Regions from separate parts of the Homo sapiens genome. Here region 2 is linked to region 1. A link is an interaction called in ENCODE POLR2A ChIA-PET data of the cell type or tissue named here. Cell type or tissue: Panc1. All regions are shown on one strand. Links, peaks and the distances in the headings refer to the core of each region. The heading gives the core; the rest is flanking DNA.

Region 1 (4,939 bases), core at 1,227-3,726:
GGCTCACGTGCCTCAGGGGCCTTGCAGATTTGTTCTGCCTCTGTGGCTGGCTCTGTGTTGCTCCCACTGACCTTTTGTGGGTGTCACTTTCCATCTCGGGGATTTCTTATTGATGACAGAAACGTGCTCAATGCCTCTGTAGAAGTGACTGAGAAGTGAGGAGGAGTTAACACCCTGTGGAGTAAACTTTTGACCATTGGGGAATGGGAGCTGGTGGATAAATTCCTCCCTCTTCCTCTCCTTGGACAGCCAGTGCTCAGATGTGGTCATTCCTGTGGTCTCTTGGACGAAAAGTCCTGGGACATGGAGTAACTGGCCATGCATGATCCTGAGAGAAAGCCAGCTCAGGGATGCAACATTGTGTTTGTTTTCCTTCCTTTCCTGCCTCACTCTCCCTTCCCTCAATATTTGGAGAACAAGAGAAGATGGACACAGTAAAGGCGATGGAAAAGGAGGCAGAAAAGGAGAAGGAAGGCCAGGAGAAGGGAGTGTCATGCAAATCTTGCATGGGAGAAAATGATCATCATTTTGTCAAATGCTGCAGGCCATCCAAGTGAGAAAGGACTAGTGTGTGATCCTTAGATTAGGCAAACATCAAAGCCATTAGTAACCTTAATGACACCAGTCTTCATGGGGTCGTGAAAGTTGATCATATGAATTGGGTCATTCTTGTCATGCTCAACTTGCTCTAGAAATGTTACTTTCTGCAAGCCCAGCAGCTGAAACTGCTGGTTGTAACCTGAAACCAGTTTTATCTACAGCTGCTAAGATAACTTGCTGCAATTCTAGGACTAACTTTGCCCACCACCCTCGCCCACCAATTGGAGCTTGCCAGCTCCCCAAATCTTTGCTAATCACAATGAACTTTCTTTCAGGACCACACATAACAATCCTCTCTCTTTTTTATAAAATCCCCAACCTTCTATTTGTTCTTTGGACATACCAAAAACCAACCAGACTGTGTGTACACCCCACATTGGGATCCTTTCTTGCCAAAGAAAACATTACTTGTAGAGATTTGTCTCTATATTTTAATTTTGACTTCAACAAGGTGATTGGGAAAGAAGCTTGGCTAAAGTGGACTGAAGACAGAATAGAAAATTTTTTAAAATGTGAAGGTGGTAAATAGAGACAACTCTTTGCTTTGAAGAGGAGCAGAAAATGAAGTGGAGGCTAGAAGAAAATGTGTGGAAAAGGGAGGTTGTTTGTGTGTGTTTTTGTTTGTTTGTTTGTTTTAAGATGGAGTCTCTCTCTGTCACCCAGGCTGGAGTGCAGTGGCACGATTTTGGCTCACTGCAACCTCCACCTCTAGGGTTCAAGCGATTCTCCTGCCTCAGCCTACTGAGTAGCTGGGTTTACAGGCTTGTGCTACCACACTTGGCTAATTTTTGTATTTTTAGTAGAGATGGGGTTTCACCATGTTGGCCAGGCTGGTCTCTAACTCCTGGCCTCAAGTGATCCACCTGCCTCAGCCTCCCAAAGTGCTGGGATTACAGGCATGAGCCATGGTGCCCAGCTGGAGGTTGTTTTTAAAAGATGGGCAGTATTACTCTATGTTCATGGGAATAATCCATGAGGGGGCATAATTATGACAGAGGAGTCCCGGAGAAGGCAATAAGGAATACAATTCAGGACTCAAAGGAAGGGTAGGGCGGGCATGGGTGGGCTGGGGTTTCAAGAGAGGAGAATGTTCATTTTGGAAATGGGGAGACAAATGTACTAGGCATGTGTGATAGATTCACTGGGCGGTGTTGAGACGGGGCTGTGACGGGTCCACCTGGGCTCGTGTCTGTCTCTCATCTCATCTCTCACTGAGGCTGCTTTATTCTGCTCAGCCAAGACTGGCTTTTCCTCCTGGCCTTTCTACTGCTCTAAGTTCAAGAACCTTCAAGAGCAGGAATTGCTAAATACCAGTCTCTAGGAGAGAATCTAGGAAAGATGCCCTAACAGGCGTCTACTGTTGGTGCTGTCAGCTTTGTCAGGGAAGTGGGGTCGGGAGTGGGGTGCACTTGTGAAAGAACGGGGCATGGATAAGGCAGGTGCCTCCAAGAGGTGTTTATGGGTGCGACCATAACCTTCCTCGCCTTCTGCAGGTCCTGCTCATTAGAAGGGCCAGAGGAACAGACTGGATGCATTTAGCCGAGTTCATTTTCCCCGCTTGAGGACATCCTTGCTATAGGCATAGTGATCCTAGTCAGACTGTGTTCTGATTTTTACTTTAGAACATTTCCTCTCTACAGCTGCAGGGAAACATCTTCCTTTATTAAACTCAATCATTTTAAAGAGTTTGTGTAGGAGGAATAACAAATAGAGACAGTGTGTGCGTTTTCTTCCTGTGAGTGGTATGTTGGCTCCTGGTTCTTTCTGAATGCCGGAGGACCAACACCTTTCTGTGGGGGAGGAGTTTTGTGCAGTGACTTGCTCGTTGGAGCAGATGAGTCAATGGCCATTAGGGCAGTGTGCTGGGCAGTCTGTTGGGGTTGTGCCCCTGGCAGCATGGGGGCAGAGGAGTTCAGAGCTTAGTGAGTCAGTGTTCTGGCCTTTACTAGCAAGTGTCTGGCTACTGTATCATCCGGGGTTGCCTTGTTCTTCCTATCTTTGTTAGGAACTCAGGCTTGAAGTCAGATCTGGTTCAGATTCTCTTTCTGCCATCTACTATCAGAGTGGTCACAGGACATTACTGATGCACACCTTCCTTCTGGGGTTCTTGGGAAGAGTAAATGAGTTTGGGTGTGTAGAGCATTCAGCAAGGTGCCTGGCACAAACTGGACCTGGCACACACAATAATGGTTAGCATTTGTAGAAGGATCTATTGGCATAAAATGGGGTAATCAGATGTCCAGTGTAATGTATGCTCTAGAGAGAGAAGGAAAAGCCATTTAGGGAATGAGGTAAGACTGGGACTGGGGAATAGAGGAGCATCACATGGAACATGGAATTATGGAACTTTAGTTATGGAGGGAGATTTTGGTTCACATCTTAAATTAGCTGCTTGGGTCCTTGGGGAAGTTACATTGTTAAGCCTCACTTTCCCACCTAGGAAATGGGAATAATAATGTTTACCTCATGAGGTTTTTGTAAGGAACAGATTAATAAACCACTAAGCACAAGGCCTGACATATAGTAGATAGTCATTAGAGAGCAGCTCTGATCTTTAATAATAGCAGACAGGCGTCACCACTCCCATAATGGAGGCAGTGTAGCTGAGTGGGGAAGAGTGGCCTCTGCATTCCTGAAATTGCACCAAGTTAGTAATTATCCACTTTACAACAGCAGAGGTTGACTCTGCCCAAATCTCAGTCCTGATGATTCAACAAAGGTTGCTAGATTTGACATAACAAGGGCCTCTTTCAAGTCATGAATAATCTTGGACACTAATCTTAGAAGCTCCATTTTTTCATTTTGCTTGGGACATCTCACCCTGCTATGAAGAGCCATATACTTACTAAATTCTCATCTTCAAAAATGCCTTTTTTTTTAAGCCTCTTTGAATCTGATCACTCAGGCTTGGTAAAATCCCTGTCCTTGAGTTTATTCAAAGTTCATGGGAACAGCATCTCATTGTATCATTCTTGCCAAAATTGCTTAAGCAGAATTGAATCACAAGGAAACAATCACATAAAACCAGATTAGGGCACATTCTGCCAGACAACTGCCCTAAACTCTTCAAAAAACTTGAAAGGACAGAGCAAAACCAAAAAGGCAGGGCTGGAGGTAGGTAGAATTAGATTAAAAGAGACTAAATGTACATGATAACTAAATGCAATGCATGAATCTTGAATGAATACAGATAGGCACTCCCCTAAAAAAACCCAACTGTAAAATACATTATAGAACAACTGGGGAAATGTGATTGTGGACTGTATATTAGATAATGTTATTGAATCAAAGGAAAGTTTCTTGGGTATGACAATGATATTATAACTATGTAGGAAAGTATCCTTTTTTTTAGGACAAATAAGAGTAAGTATTTAAGGGTATAGCATCATGATTCCTGCAACTTACTTTCAAATGGTTCAATAACACACACACATACACACACAGACACACGCTGGGTGTGTGGCACATGCCTGTAGTCTTAGCTACTCAGGAAGGTGAAGATCATGGATCTTTTGAGCTCAGGAGTTTGGGACTGTAGTGAGCCATGCTTGGGGCTCTGAATTGCCACTACACTCCAGCCTGGGCAATATAGCAAGACCCTGTTTCTATATTTGTAAGCACACACATACAGATATGTAAAGAGGTAGAAAATGTTCTTTGGGACATGACAAATGTTAACAACTGATTAATCTTTGTGAAAGGTTTATGGGTGTTCATTGAACTGTGCTTTCAACTTTTCTGTAGGCTTGAAAATTTTCAAAATAAAAAGTTGGGGTGGGGGGAAATCTTCATGGAAAAAAACTAGCTAACCAATCTGCATGTCTTTTTCTAGCAAACATTCTGTTCAGTGAGGAGCCCTTGATGCAAACTCACAAAGACACCAGGGCGCTGTTCTCCTTTTGAGACGAATGGCTCCCACAACCTATAAAAGGTAGTGGGGTATATAAACTCTTGGTCAATTCTCACATTGGGGAATCCTCAGTTCTTTACAATCCTGCAGCTGAAAGGCTGGATTGAGAGGGAGCTGTGGAGGGAGGGCTTGCTCACAAAAGGAAACAGTAACATGAACATGCATTTGAGAGAGCAACCATTTAGAAAACCTTAAGGAAGTCAAAGTCTCTTGGGCCCGTTAAGCATTTGTGCATACTTAGTAAGAATCTGTCTGCCTATGTGACGAAGAATCAAAATTCTAGGGTAAAAAGTGTCCTGAAATTTTCACCTGGAATTTCTGGGGAGAAATTTAGTTTTAGACTTCATGTTACATTAATTATATATCTCAGGGAGAAGAGATTTCTTTTCAAGAATGGATTTATTAAAGTCAGATGGATCCACGGTTCAT
Region 2 (4,939 bases), core at 919-3,418, 520 kb before region 1:
CAAAACTAAACATATTCTTAAAATATGATCCAGCAGTCATGCTTCTTGATATTTACCTAAATGAACTGAAAATGCATGTCCACACAGGAACCTGCACATAGATGTTTATAAGCAGCTTTATTCATAATTGCCAAAACTTGGAGCATTCAAGATATCCTTCAGTAGGTGAATGGATAAATAAACGGTGATATCCAGACAATGGGATATTATTCAGCACTAAAAGGAAACGAGCTATTAAGTCATGAAAAAACATGGGGGGAACTTCAATGCATATTGCCAAGTAAAAGAAGCCAATCTGCAAAGGCCACACACTACATGATTCCAACGATATAGTAGTCTAGAAACGCAAAACTATGGCGATAGTAAAACAATCAGTGGTTTCTAGGGGTTGTGTGGAAGGAGGGATGAACAATCAAGAGCACAGAGAATTTTTAGGGCAGTGAAAATACTCTGTATGATTCCATAAATGTGGATACATGTCGTTATATATTTGTCCCAACCCATAGGATGTACAATATCAAGAATGAACCCTAAGGTAAACTATGGACTTTGGGTAATAACGATGTGTCAATATAAGTTCATCAATGATAACAAATGTCACACCTCTCCTGGGAACTGTAGACAGTGGGAGGAGCTGTGCATCTGCAGGGGAAGGGAGTATATAGCAATTCTTCATACTTTCCACCCAATATTGCTGGGAATCTAAAACTGCTCTAAAAAATAAAGTGTATTAATAAAAAATAAACTTTATAAGACCATCTTCAAAAATTAGCTCATCTAAGTAATTTTTTTCCTTTTTTTTTTTTTTGAGGTGGAGTCTTGCTCTGTCACACAGGCTAGAGTGCAGTGGCACAATCTCAGCTCACTGCAACCTCCGCCTCCTGGATTCAAGCGATTCTCATGCCTCAGCCTCCCGAGTAGCTTGGATTACAGGCATCTGCCACTACGCCTGGCTAATTTTTGTATTTTTGTATTTCACCATGTTGGCCAAGCTAATCTCGAACTCCTGACCTCAAGCGATCCCCCCGCCTCAGCCTCTCAAAGTGCTGGGATTACAGGCATGAGCCACTGTGCCCAGCCTAAATAATTTTTTTCTACTTCAGATTACTTCTTTATCATAGACCAAAGAAAATGGGGAAAAAGGATTTAAGAAACTCCTAAGAGGCTAGTAAAAGTTGTTACAGCCACAGAAATTACAAGTAAAAAGAGTTTGGAAAAATCTGTTTATACCACCAATTCACATATACTTCCATTAAATATAGCTCTAAATATTTGCCATTAATGCTAAAGATGAAAAAAATTTTTTTAAATTTCTATTTATTTATTTTTGTAGATATGGAATCTTGCCATGTTGTCCAGGCTGGTCTGGAACTCCTGGGCTCAAACCATCCTCCTGCCTCAGCCTCCCAAAAATAGTTTTTTGACAAAACATCCTAACACTAAATTTCACCCAACTAGTTTCTTCCCTCCTCTATGGTAGAGGCCCACTGTCTCAATTCTTTCATATTTCTCATCATAAACAGGTTCCTCTACAATAAATGCCTGTTCAGAACTGCTAACATTTGTATGTGTTTACCAATGTTCTTGTGAAGTATTTTTGTGACAAATAACTACTGTTATGGACATATCATTTGCAGATAATGAAAAATAAAACCAAGATTCTCTTCTTTGCTGATGAAGTCAGGAAGGTGGAAAGGGCAAAGCAAGAACTCTCACTCTTACCCTATGAGTAATTTCAATAGAAATCAAAGGCGTTAACTTCTCGGGTCCTCAATTTTTTCTTCTCTAAAAAGAAAGAATTGTTTAATAAAACTCATCCAAGGCTACAATCATCAATGGCAGCTAAAACCACTTAGTGAAAGAATTTTTTTTTTAATAAAAAAAGGACATTGGATGATGTCTCAACTCCCAAGCACTTGATGTTTGACTTGGGAGTGGTGCCCTCAGTCACACCTAAAACTATCTGCGGCAGACCCTGTTCTTTTTGGCTGACACAAATGCCATTCCCAACCTCCTTCTCCTCCTGTCTTGTCTCAATCGTAGAGTCTAGAAGAGCAAACATTCACTTTGCAGCCTCCCTTGTACCAAGGAGTGGCCATGAGACAATTCTGCCCAATGAATCAGAAGAGGAATTGTGTTGAGGATTTCTGGAAAGACTACTTCTTTTCCCAAGAAAAAGTGACAGACGCAGTAGGGGCTGAGCAACTTCCGTGCCTCTTCCAGCCTTACGGATGTGCTGTTGGTAGCTGTGACTGCCTTGCTACTACGAGGAAAAGGAAGGCCAAGAGAATAGCAGAGACACTCGCTCTGATGCCTTTGAGCCAATGAATCAATGCCAGAAGCAGCTGACCTCCAGAGTTCTTGTTACAGGATTAAAATAAATCTCTACTTATTTGCCATTGTCACTTTGGTTTGTTTGTTTGTTTACTTGTTGCCAAGCACATTCCTAACTGATACACTGTTCACCAGATTCCCTGGGATTAGACAATCAAACATCTTTCTGTAACCAAGAATGCAAAAGCTCCTCAACTGGAAAATACTCATGTGAAAGTTTAAAGGAAAAGCACAGGGAGTGAAATAAAATGCTTTCTTCTCCTGCCCACGGAATCCATTTATTTCATGTAGCTGTAAAATCAGCCCTTTGCCCAATTTCATCAAGTCACAAATTCTCAGGATTGGAAAGGCATTACTTTTAACCACCTGATCTCCCTCTAAACAACCTCATTAAGCAGCTATTTAGCCTCTTCTTGAATTATGTATAGTGACAAGGAATTCATTATCTCTAGAAGGAGCCTATATTTTCTTTGGACAACTATTTTAGAAGGGTCTATCTTACATTAACTTGCTTTTTCTATGTCTTCGTTCGACCTTTTGAGAAACACAGAACAGAAAGAATCTCTTTTACGAATGAGAGCCATCCAAAGAGCTGAAGGCAGCTGTCATATCACCTCATCTGCACAGTGATATCCACCAGTTCCTTCCACCTTTCCTCCTGAGAGAGGTGTCAAGTTCTAATGAATGCCAGTCACATATATAATTTTAAATTGTCTAGTAGCCACGTTTTAAAAAGGAAAAGCCAGATGAAATTAATTTTAATATATTTTATGTAACCCAATATATCAAAAATATCATTTCAACAGATATTCAAAATAAATCATGAGATATTTACATTATTTTTTCATACTAAGTCTTTGAAATCTAATGTGTATGATATAGTCAGCCCTCTGTATCCCCAGGTTCTGTATATGCAGATTCAGCCAACCTTGAATTGAAAATATTTTTTAAATAAACAATAACAATACAACCATTAAAAAAAACGTTAAGAAAACAAACAAACAATATAACAACTATTTACAAAGCATTTATATTGTATTAGGTATTATAAATTATCCAGAGATGATTTAAAGTATACAGGAGGCTGTATGTAGATCACATAAAAATACGATGCCATTTTTATATGAGGAACTTGAGCATCTGTGGATTTTGGTATGTGCAGGGGGTCCTGGAACCAATACCCCTCGGACACTGAGGGGTGACTATATTACATGGTAGTCTATAATCAACTTACAGGAGTCACATTTTCACGCTCAATGGCCACACATAGCTACGTGCAACCATATTGAACAGCACAAGTCTGACAGAAGAACATAACACTGTTTTCTGCAGAGTCACTACAGACAGCATTCAGTTAATAAGATAAACTGGCAAAATATCATGGTGCCAAGTTTCTGAACCTAGAGTACCGCACAGACCTCTTTTGAAGTGGTGGGAAGGAGAACTAAATCTCATGGGCTCCTGAGACTGTGTCCTAGAACTTTCAGAGGTCAATGTACCCCAACTGAAAAACTGTTTTTGAAAATGGCTTTAAAAAAAAACGATCTTCAAAATAAAGACACACACAAAAAAGATTCTATTTTGCTTGAATTTGAGCAGCTCTATGGTCCCAGATTGAAAACACTACTGGAACAGAGAGAACACTGGTCTGAAGTCAGGGAGTCTTTATTCTCAATTCTGCCACCAAGCTCAGTAGTCACCTGAAAAAAAAAATCAATTCATTTCTCCAGGCCTCTTTTCTCTAAGGGTGCTCCACTTTCCCACTAAACAACACTGTCCTAAGCATTCACAAATCATCCTTTTAATAACCCATTCTAGAATTCTGCCCACAAGTAGCATAAAGCTCCTAGTCTACAGTTTTTAAGCCCACATTCCTCACTCTCGAAAATCAGAATGTCATTTACCTGTCTTCATAATTCCAACAATTTCTCACTCTTCAAAATTCCATAAAAATAAAAATTAACAATGAATTATCCCTGGGTTCTTTCAGTGTCCTGGAACAGAATGCTTCTGGATCAAAAATCCAAAACCCATTTTGAACAACTAAACAATCTTTTACAATCCATTCAACTTTCGCAAGCTTTAATTTAATGTTACTAATGTTTTTTCTGGCCTGTTCAAAATAAATATTCCTGCCTTTCATTTATTGACTTTACGAGTACTTGTCAAGGACCTACTGTGTATGACAACACACTAGGAATACGGATGAGCTGTAAAAAAGATATGTAAATGCTGTCCTTGCTTGCAAAAGGCTGACACTAGCAATAAGTGAAAGACAATAAACTAGCATATAACTAAGCAGGACAATTTCAGGTAGTAAAGAATGATATAACAATAAAGCTATATTTGAGAGCAATATCATGCTCCAGATACTCTTCTAAATAGTAACTAGTTTAATCCTCTTAACAACTCTACGAAGTATGTACCTCTTTCATTAACCCCACCTTTATACATGAGAAAATAGAGAAAAAGAACAGTCAGTGCTAGAAAAAAACAGAACATAGGAACTGTGAGAGGGCGAGTGTCTAGTGCACTGTTAAGAGTCTAGGAGACCAGGTGTGGTGGCTCATGCCTGTAATCCCAGCACTTTGGGAGACCGAGGTGG

The links. ChIA-PET counts read pairs that join two places held together with the same protein. Peaks named below come from ENCODE experiments on the same cell type or tissue, not always from the same donor. Only the 100,000 strongest peaks of a DNase experiment are listed, where the experiment ranks them.
Region 2: POLR2A ChIA-PET joins it to region 1 with 6 read pairs; 1 of 35 experiments calls an interaction of 5 or more read pairs at or near these places.

Annotation. Positions count from the first base shown.
Region 1 is chr12:93,195,827-93,200,765 of GRCh38, reverse strand. All of the region lies in intron 3 of LOC643339 (a long non-coding RNA gene), which reads left to right. Among named protein-coding and RNA genes, the nearest start is that of LINC02412, 24 kb to the right of the region's middle. In Panc1, for the core only: no CTCF peak of the experiment used is centred there; a DNase peak (open chromatin) is centred at 2,455.
Region 2 is chr12:93,712,001-93,716,939 of GRCh38, reverse strand. The region is part of intron 2 of CRADD (CARD and death domain containing adaptor protein); the gene reads right to left. The region is part of intron 2 of CRADD-AS1 (CRADD antisense RNA 1); the gene reads left to right. Among named protein-coding and RNA genes, the nearest start is that of CRADD-AS1, 23 kb to the left of the region's middle. In Panc1, for the core only: no CTCF peak of the experiment used is centred there; a DNase peak (open chromatin) is centred at 2,418; H3K27ac peaks cover 443 bases.